Linked DNA regions of Homo sapiens: region 1 is linked to region 2. A link is an interaction called in ENCODE POLR2A ChIA-PET data of the cell type or tissue named here. Cell type or tissue: Caco-2. All regions are shown on one strand. Links, peaks and the distances in the headings refer to the core of each region. The heading gives the core; the rest is flanking DNA.

Region 1 (5,383 bases), core at 278-5,277, 530 kb after region 2:
AAACTAGTACTTTATATTCTTTATCATATCATGTTTTATAATTGTTGAATATGTTCCTGTTTATTTTTCTCTGTCCTGTTGTGTAGCCTTAAGAAGTGTTTCAAAAAAAAAACCAAACATATCTGAATGTATAAAATAAGAGTAAATGCCCTACAAGTTATGATGCCACATTATACATAAAACTGTGTGCATATATTTTTAAACAGCATAAATACATCTTTGCTCTGAGAAAAAGTTGAACATGCATCCCCGTGAAAACCACAAGGGAGTCAGGGGATGATGGTGTTGATGAAACCTGGGCTCTTGGAATTCTCTCAAGGAGAAATAAGGGGTCTGGAATTCTTCCCAAGAGGAAAACCCACTGTGGGTCAGCTGTGGCTCCAGCGGCCCTGAGGTCAGCTATGACTCATTCTTTACTGGGGCAATCCTTAGAGGGCCTCTCCCTGCCAGGCCATCCCTCAGAGGCCTCTGGGTGCAATCTGCATTTTCCATCTTCAAAGACCCCTTTGTTCCTATCTTCCGCCTCAACACATAGCATCACTATAATCCAGAGAATTGAAGCATTAAAATTCTTCCCTTTGATTTGCTAAATAGGAACCCTCTCTTGACCCTATCCTCTGGCAGGATTTTATCCCATTGGCTAAAATCATGGTTCCTTCTGTCTCAGAACATATGACACTTGTTAATTCTTAAGCATCACAGCTGAAGCTTTGCATCCTTTGCGTCCTGACACACCTCTCCAAAGCTTGATATGTGTCTCTGGCTTGGGCTCTGCATGGTCCATTTTGCATAATGACATAGACACTGCCTAGTCCTTCGTACAGCAGAGGGCTCTTCTGATTTTCTTTGGTCTCAAAGGAACAGGCAGTAGGTGGAAGGCATGAGGCAGGTGTCTGGGATGTACTCAGCTGTGTAGGTGGGAAGGAGCCCATCCTTGACATTGCAGATGATCAGATGAGCCTCCTCTTCCTCCCTTTTTTTTTTTTTTTTGAGACAGAGTCTCGCCCTATTACCCAGGCTGCAGTGCAATGCAATGCAATGGCATGATCTCGGCTCACTACGACCTCCACCTCCCGGGTTCAAACGATTCTCCTGCCTCAGCCTCCTTAGTAGCTGGGATTACAGGCACCCGCCACCACACCCAGCTAATTTTTGTATTTTTAGTAGAGATGGGGTTTCACCATGTTGGCCAGACTGGTCTTGAACTCCTGACCTCGTGATCCACCCACCTCAGCCTCCCAAAGTGCTGGGATTACAGGCATGAGCCACCGTGCCCGGCCCTCTTGCTCCTCTTTAAAAAGAGTTTCTGGCCCCTGAAAATAAACATATATTCCAAGTTGCATGAAGGGAGGTATCAGAGATGAAGAGAGAAGACAGAGGTAGTCCTGCAGCCCTCCTTCCTTCACAGGGGCCACCTCTTCTCTCTTGAGGATTAAAAGATTTTGAGCTGTAATCTCTCTTCAGGCAGAGGGGAAACACTGGGTTCAGAACAGCATCACTTGGTGCCACGGTGCAGACGCATCTCTGAGTCTGACCGTTCTGACGCATCTCTGAGTGAGACAGAAGCAGAGGCACTGGGCGGTCCACAGGGTGTGAGTCTAATCTGCAACCACCTGCTCCAGCTGCAGAGGAAAAATTCTGAAGACACCTAAGGAAACAGGAGCTGCCCACACACTGCATCCTGATGTGAATTACGCCAGGAAAACATCTGCAAACCACGACCAGCAGTGTGTCCTGATACCACTGTGCCTGCAAGGCTCTCAGACATGCTGGGTGAAAACAGAGTCTGAGGAAGGATAACCCAAAACACCTTTATCATTTCAAAAGTCCACCTCAGAAGGCTTTGAAAAAAAAAAAAAAGTCACCGTTTTCTTTTCTATTAAATAGGATTTTAAAATCTAGTTACTTGGGAAACTTTGGTTTGATTTTAAGTATTTTTAAATTATTATTCTGCTTTATTCTTTTTTTGTTTTTCTTTTCTTTTTAGATGGAGTTTTGCTCTTGTTGCCCAAGCTGGAGAGCAGTGGTCTGATCTTGGCTCACTGCAACCTCCGTCTCCTGGATTCAAGAGATTCTCCTGCCTCCGCCTCCTGAATAGCTGGGATTACAGGCGTACGCCACCACGTCCGGCTAATTTTTTGTATTTTTAGCAGAGATGGAGTTTCACCATGTTAGCCAGGCTGGTCTCCGACTCCTGACCTCAGGTGATCCACCCACCTCGGCCTCCCAAAGTGCTGGGATTACAGGAGTGAGCCACAGCGCCCTGCCTAGTTTGCTTTATTCTTATCCCAGGTCTTAAGGTCATCAGAGACTAAATACTGAAAAAGTTATCTTCATTTCCCCTCCCCTTTGTTCCCTGATCCTAGAGTTTCTTTATCTACATGCTAAGGCAGGAAATTTCCCCTTATTTACCTCATACCAAGACCTATTACAAAATCCTTTAATGCAGCATAGTAGAGGTTTAAGACAATGAATTTTGGATCCAGCCTGCCTGGGTTCAGATTCTGGTTCTATCATTTATTAGCTGTGTGAACTTGGGCTGGTGACTTGACCTCTCTGTGCCTCAAATTCTGCTTATGCACAATGGAGTGACAATAGCACCTAGCTAATGGATTTAAGTTTTAAAAAAATCCATACCTGTAAATCACGTAAAATAGTGTCTAGCACAGAGTACATGGTAAGCACTAAATAAGTGTTGTGTTTTTTAATGGATTTTACTGTTACTGGTGTGTTTACATGCTTACACCATTCATAATTCAAAAATGCTTATTAAATTACTTATTTTTTACTTATTTAAGTTAGCAAAGATCAGAAGTTTAGTCTTACTAAAAAGCTTTTGCACAGCAAAAGAAACAACAGAGTGAAAATACAACCTACTGAATGGGAGAAAGAATTGTAAATCATATATCTGATAAAGGGTTAGCCTCCAAAATATATAAGGAAGTCCTACAACTCAACTGTAAAAAATAATTTTTTTTAATTTAAAAATGGGCTAAGGATTTCTATAGACATTTCTCTAAAGTAGACGTACAAACGGCCATCAGGTATATGAAAAAATGCTCAAAGTCACTAGCCATAAGGGAAATGCAGATCAAAGCCATGAGACATCACTTCACACCACTCAGGATGGCTACTATCAAAAAAAAAAAAAGACAACTAGTATTGGTGAGGATATAGAGGAGCTGGAACCATTGCACGCTGTTGGGAAAATGCAAAATGACGCAGCCACTATGGAAAACAGTATGGAGATTCCTCAAAGAATTAAAAATAGAATTACCATATGAGCCAACAATCTCACTTCAGGGTATTTATCCAAAAGAATTGAAATTGGGATCTCAAAGAGATGTTAACACTCCTGTGGTCATTGCAGCAGGAGTCACAATAGCCAGAATGTGGAAACTACCTAAATGTCCGTTGACAGATAAATACAAAAAGAAATTGGTATGTGCAAACACTGGAATTCCATTCAGCCTTTAAAAAGGACGAAATTCTGCAATACGCAACGTGAATAAACCTCGAAGACGTTATGCTAAATAAAATAAGCCAATCACAGAAAGACAAATACTGCATGATTCTGCTTATATGAGGTATCTAAAATAGATTCAACCCTGAAGACATTATGCTAAATGAAATAAGCCGATCACAGAAAGACAAATACTGCATAATTCTGCTTATACAAGGTATTTAAAATAGGCAAATTCATAGAATCAAAGAGTGGAATGGTGGTTTCCAGAGGCTGTGGGAAAAGGGGAAATGGAAAGTTACTGTTCAATGAACATAAAGTTCCAGTCAAGCAAGATGTGTAAGGCCTAGAGATCTACTGTACTGCATTGTACCCAGAGTCCATAGTAATTTATTGTACACCTAAAATTTTATTAAGAGGGTAGCTCTCATGTTAGGTGTTCTTTCTATGATAAAGTAAAATAAAACAAAATAGATTAATGTCATGATTGTAGCAAAATAAAGAAAACATGCACTTTCATACACTGTTGAGGGGAAGAATAAGTTGTGCAACCTCTTTACAAAATAGTTCAGCAGTATCTGTTAAAATTACAAATGCTTTTTTTTTTTTTTTTTTGAGACGGAATCTCACTATATTGCCAGGCTAGGATGCAGTGGCATGATCTCAGCTCACTGCAACCTCCACCTCCCGGGTTCAAGCAATTCTCCTGCCTCAGCCTCCTGAGTAGCTAGGACTACAAGCACATGCCACCATGCCCAGCTAATTTTTGTGTTTTTTGTAGAGACGAGGTTTCACCATGTTGGCCTGGATGGTCTCGATCTCCTGACCTCATGATCCACCCGCCTCGGCCTCCCAAAGTGCTGGGATAACAGGTGTGAGCCACCATGCCCACATATACACTATCGACCAATAATTTCCGCCTATAGGAATTTAATCCTATAGACATACTTACATAGACAGAAGTATAAGGATAAAAAATATAAGGGTACCCTATAGAAGTCCTTGGGGTGTTAGGCCAGGAGCCATCTCTGCTGTTTTGTGCCTCCTTCAGCCTATGGATTTCCCCTCAATGTCCCCTCAATCCATTCCTCTGTGTCTCTCAGGGGACCATTTCCTATGGGTGTTAAGCTGTGGATGATCATGGGGCAAAGGTGCAGTTAGTAGAAAGGAGAAAAGCATAATCATGGGAACTTGAAGAGTGAATGATTTAGGAATTAGGGAAAATAATAAATTCTGAATAAGTCATTGTAGAACTATTTATTTGGCCCACTTCATGAATTACGTGCAGTAAAATAGGGAAATACTGACAACCCTGTTTCATTTTCTTCATTAAAAATACAATAGTATTGTGGCTGGGCCTGGTGGCTCACACTTGTAATCCCAGCAGTTTGGGAGGCTGAGGCAGGCAGATCACCTGTCAGGTGTTCAAAACAAGCCTGGCCAACATGTAGCAGTAGTAGTAGTAGCAAAACCCCATCTCTACTAAAATACAAAAGTTAGCTCAGCATGGTGGCACATGCCTGTAGTCCCAGCTACTCTGGAGGTTGAGGCAGGAGAATTGCTGGAACTCGGGAAGTGGAGGTTACAGTGAGCCGAGGTAGCGTTGCTGCACTCCAACCTAAGCAACAGAGAAATACTCCATCTCAAAAAAAAAAAAATCCAGTAGTATTGAATACTCTGATTTTGAAAGGTGATTTTATATTTCTCAGCTCAAGAGATGCCTTCAAGGGGAAGCTTTCTCCAGCTTCACTGAGCATTCAATCAATTCCTCTTCTCTCTACTCACATTGACCCTTAGTTTACCTTGATGTAACCCTCTTCATTCTGTTGTTAGTGTTCTTGAAAGTCCCTTGGAAGCAGGAATTTTGTCTTACTGCTTTTGTCTTGTTCATCTCTGTAATTCCCAGTACATCACCTGACA
Region 2 (5,383 bases), core at 201-5,200:
AGAGATGTACCCAGTGGCTTTTTAAAAGCACACATTTTACTACCATGTGCGTCTGGTTACAATTTATGTGTGTGTATGTATGTGTGGGTATATATTACCTATATGCAGTGTATGTATATATACACATATATATGTATATATGTGTTCACAACATTCTGATGTAAAGGATATGTCAGATTTCTATGTTCCTTGATTTAGAGAAAAAAGGTTGATGACTTATTTTTTCCATTTTCTAATTTATTGGGAAATACGATATACATACATTTAACAACAGACCAAAGGAAAAAATGAAAGAATGCCTCCATCCTGGTGTGCATATTCATGTGCTATTCAAAACCACCCCACTTCACTTTTTCCTCTTTTTTCCACTGATGATTCTGAGCACTCTGCTAATGTTATAGATACCCAGGATTGAAAACACAGACTTTAGAGATCTGGACTTGAATCCTATTTCTGCTACTTGCTTGGGCATGGTTCATAACCTCTCTGAGCCTCACTTTCCTCATATGGAAAGTGGAAGACCATAATAATGGCCAGCATGGTGGTGGTGTGAGGATTAAATGAAATGCCATATCTGAAGTGCAGGTACAGCACCTGGCATGTAGGAAGCACCCAGTGAGGTGTAGCTTCTTAGTGGCAGCCGTGATCATAGTAGAAGTACTGTAATTGTAAACTTGGTGGTGGTGGCAAGGAAAAGGCCACTAACATTTACCCTTCAGTATGCACTGAGCTAGTAGCATTGTGTCATGGATGCTCACTGAGCCTGTGCAGCTAGTACAAGGTAAGCTGAAGGACAACCCGGAGGAAAATATAATTGAGAAAACACATGACTACTTTCAAACATTTACAGTGACCCAGAAGTATAAGTGGGAGGAGCCATGAATGATTTACATAGAGGATCCACATCTCAGATATTTATGGATTACTTAAGATAATAGACTGTGTACTGGGCATTGAGGACAGAAAGATGGATAAGACAAGGTCCTGTCTTCCAGTCTTTCCCACTCCTCTGTGTGTGTGTGTGTGTGTGTGTGTGTGTGTGTTTGTGTGTGTGTGTCTGTATTGGGGTGGTGAGAGCCAGAGAAGAAAACCTGATGGATGAGACCATAAGAGATGAACTCACCTCCCTGGGTGATGTCCGGGGCTGGTTCCGTGCTTTTGCCCCAAGGAGTTCATATTGAAATGGAGAGGATGGATAACTCAAGCTCCACCTGACCTCCTAGAAGAGTGCTGTCCAGTACTGAGCCACATAGGTAATTTTAAATTTTCTACTAGCCAAATTAAAAAAGTAGAAACAGGTGAAATTAATTTTAATAATATCCTTTGTTTAACCCAATATATCCAAAACATAGACTCAATATACAATTCTTAATGGGATATTTATTTTATTTTTTGAATTACATCTTTGAAAAGTGGTGTGCATTTTACACTCAGAGTATATCTCTATTTAGACAAGCCACATTTCGAGGACTCAATAGGTACCTGTGGTTAGTGTCTACCTTAAGGGACAGGGTAGTTCTAGAGCTCTGCTACTCAAAGTATGGTCCTTGGCCTCACAGTTTCACAGTGTAGATATGCCCTCTGTCCCTTCCACTCCTCCTAAATTGGAATTTGCATTGTAACAAGATCCATGGTGAGCCCTCAGAGTTTGAGAGGGGCTGTCTGATGACTTGAAAATCTCATTTGAGGAAACTGCACACCCTCCCTTCTAGTCATATTTGTGCAGTACATTTCCTCATCATAGATTAGGTAAACCATCTTATCATAGTCGGACCAAAGGTAGAGTTCAGTTTAGCCCTTGTTGGAACCAGTGGGATCTAGTTGGGTTTTTCTTAGTCGGAAGGTTGAGCTATTTGGCAGAAAATGAAGGAGAGACAGGACAAAGATGAGATACGAGTGTTTATTCAACCACAGAACAAATGACATCACCATTGTCATTGGAGCTCTTCTTTTCTGACATATGTTTTGAAAGGGAGAAAGGAGTGAAGAAGGGAAGAGAGTGAGAGCTTCCAAATTCATGGGGTTTTCGTTATGTCAGAGTTCTTCCCCTAGGGTTAGCCTCATGAGCACGTGAGCTTGGAAGGGCCTGGCACTTGGATTAATGCTCTGCTGTTGCAGTGTTGAAATTCTTGACAATTGGGTCCGGCATGCCTGCTTTATACCGAGCCCTGAAAATTATGTAGCTTGTCCTGCCTCCCCTAAATGTCCACTTACTATCCACCTGCAGGTGTAAGAGTCACACTGGATTAGGTAGGTTTTGGGAGGCATTTTCTCTTTATGTGTGTGTATGTATGTGTGGGTATATATTATATATGTGGTGGGTGTATATATACACATATGTATGTATATATGTGTTCACAACATTATGATATAAAGGATATGTGCTGGGCCAGGTACGGTGGCTCACGCCTGTAATCCCAGCACTTTCGGAGGCTGAGGCGGGCGGATCACGAGGTCAGGAGTTCGAGATCAGCCTGACCAACATGGTGAAACCCCATCTCTACTAAAAATACAAAAATTAGCCAAATGTGGTAGCACGTGCCTGTATTCCCAACTACTTGGAAGGCTGAGGTAGGAGAATTGCTTGAGGTGGAGGTTGCTGTGAGCGAAGATCAAGCCACTGCACTCCAGCCTGGGCAACAGGGAGAGACTCCATCTCAAAAAAAAAAAAAAAAAAGGGATATGTCCCGGATCAGCTGGATCAGGTAGGTTTGGGAGGTGTTTTCTCTTTCACTTCCCCATCACCACAATCTCTTTATAGCTTAAGAAATAAAAAAGAGATAACACAGGCCTTTGGGAGAATCGAGATCAATAATGCATTAGATAATGGTGTTCTGAGGCAGGATTTCAATGAAAGGCTAAGTGCTGTAACTATGTAACAAAACACCAGCACAGGACAAAGAGTAGGTTTCTCAATCAACAAGGATAAACAGCCCCACCCTCCCAACCTTGTCTCCAGGTTTACAATTATCTGCAGTGTTTGAATAGAGCTCAGAGATCTCTGGGCAGTGACAATGAGTCAGCTGGGCCCATTCATGTTGGAAGTTTTATATGGGTGAAAGTTAAAAATGTTAACTTGTTTCTATGTTGTAAAAATGTTAAACAAAGAATAAAAGTATATTCTCAAGATGACTCATGAGGAAAAAAGAAAGTATATTAGTAGTTTCAGAGCTCAGACCTGAATCAAATGCCTGAATCAAATCAAAAACTACTCAAAGCTTTGAGACCTAAGAAAGTCACTTTCTTTTAATACTAATGGACTTGGTATAATTTGTAATGCCTGCAGCTCAGAGTTTAGGCGGAGAGTCAGCCACATTGGCTTCACCTGGGGGCTGATTACAGATCTCAGGCCACCCCCACACCCCACACCCATCGCCACCACTGACCTGCTGAATAAGGATCTGTATTTTATCAAGATCTACAGGTGATCTGTGTGCCTATTAGAGTTTAAGAAGTGCTGTAATGTTGCACTCAGCAACTACTTATCTTGGCGGTGGTGGGAAGGGAGGAGGGAAATCTAACCCCTTCACAGGTGCATCAACTTAGTGCCTAAGACTTCTTGAAGCATTATGGGAAAGCGAGGGTTCTCAAAGTGTGGGCTTCAGACTGGCAGCATCAGCAGCACCCAGGAGCTTGTGGCAGTGCAAATTCCCAGACTCTGATTATCTGGCTCAGAAACTCTGGGAGTGGGACCCCACAATCTGTGGCTCCATCTTAGCAAGTCTTTCCAGTGCTTCGGATGCATGGTAAAGTTGGAGAACCATGGCTGTAAAGTATCAGTAGTCGAGGAGCAGGAAGATATTTCCACTGGTTGTACATTTTAGTTTAGAATGCTTGATCTTGTCAAGCGGAGCCCCACATTGAATCACATGTTTCATAAGGCAGTAATTCTAACTTTGAAAGAAGTCACGATGCTCTGACTAATTTGAAATTTATTTTTATTTCTGAGGGAGATTTGGACATGGAAAGGGATGGCAAGAAGTGAAATGGTTGAAAAAATAAAGAGTATGACATGATCTGGCAATTATTAACCTGGGGAAGTGAAGAGTGAAAGAAGAAGCAATCGAGCCACATGTTATCTCTGTAAATGGTGAAGTGACTCACCCTAGGGCTCACCAGGAACAGGAAGATGTCGTTTCTTTCTTGCCTCCAAGTGGCAAGCAGGGACTGTGTGTCCTTCATTCATAGCTGCTTGAGAATCAATTACAATAGGTGGGATGCTGTGATAGCCAATAGGGTTCAGAAATCAAGACACAGTCCATGATTCCGAGGAGGCGGCAGCCTAGCCGGAGACGGTGACTAATCGGGAATTATATATAATGTTCACGAAAAGATTTGTGGATATAGAGGAAGGATCCCCAAGTAAAGCTGGGTGGGAGGGAGTCATTGAAGTTTTCCTGAAAGTGCAGAGTTTGAGGGAGAGTCCAAGCTGGAAAAGCACAGGGACATGGAGGTGGCCCACGCATCCCTAAAGTGCAGCGATGAGTAACTGGTGGATAAGTCACAGCCCATAAATCTCAGAATTCATCCATTCACTCCACAAATATTTACTCAGTACCTGCTGAGGGCCTGGCACTGTTCTAGGCCATGAGGATACTTCCGTGAGCAAGACAAACACAAATTCCTGCTGACAAGGCTTCATTCTAGCAAAGGGATATAAACCCCATACAGATAATATATATGTAAATTATAAGACAATGTGATGTAATCACACTGGAAAGGTAGAGAAATGGCAACCGGAGGTGTGAGATGGTGTAAGAATCCTGTGATGCCATCTTCTACAATGGGGATTTAGGTCTTTAATGTCTTCTTTTTTTTTTTTTTTTTTTTTTTGAGACGGAGTCTCGCTCTGTCGCCCAGGCTGGAGTGCGGTGGCGTGATCTCGGCTCACTGCAAGCTCCACCTCCTGGGTTCACGCCATTCTCCTGCCTCAGCCTCCCGAGTAGCTGGGACTACAGGTGCCCATCACCTCGCCCGGCTAATTTTTTTTTGTATATTTAGTAGAGACGGGGCTTCACCGTGTTAGCCAGGATGGTCTCCAACTCCTGACCTCGTGATCCGCCCACCTCGGCCTCCCAAAGTGCTGGGATTACAGGCGTGAGCCACCGTGCCCGGTCTTTAACGTCTTAAGTTGATAAAACAAGAAATAGCAGTGTAAGCATATTCCTTAGAGATATGCAGGTTAATACCAGAAACAATAGCTAAAAGATTTCAGAGAGAAACATTCAGGAGTGGGGACACCAGGGGCTGCTATTTTTTACTATGAACCTTGTATAGTATATGATGTATTCATTCATTCACTCACGCATTCATTCATGAATTCACAAGTCTGTGTGAATATCAGTGTGTGCAAGGTTTTGTTGCAGATGCTGGGGATACAGTA

The links. ChIA-PET counts read pairs that join two places held together with the same protein. Peaks named below come from ENCODE experiments on the same cell type or tissue, not always from the same donor. Only the 100,000 strongest peaks of a DNase experiment are listed, where the experiment ranks them.
Region 1: POLR2A ChIA-PET joins it to region 2 with 6 read pairs; 4 of 35 experiments call an interaction of 5 or more read pairs at or near these places.

The regions. Positions count from the first base shown.
Region 1 is chr17:41,428,333-41,433,715 of GRCh38, forward strand. No RefSeq gene overlaps it. Among named protein-coding and RNA genes, the nearest start is that of KRT37, 6.4 kb to the left of the region's middle. In Caco-2, for the core only: no CTCF peak of the experiment used is centred there; a DNase peak (open chromatin) is centred at 2,229.
Region 2 is chr17:40,899,237-40,904,619 of GRCh38, forward strand. The region is part of intron 1 of LOC105371777 (a long non-coding RNA gene); the gene reads left to right. Among named protein-coding and RNA genes, the nearest start is that of KRT20, 17 kb to the left of the region's middle. In Caco-2, for the core only: no CTCF peak of the experiment used is centred there; DNase peaks (open chromatin) are centred at 2,975, 4,135 and 4,565.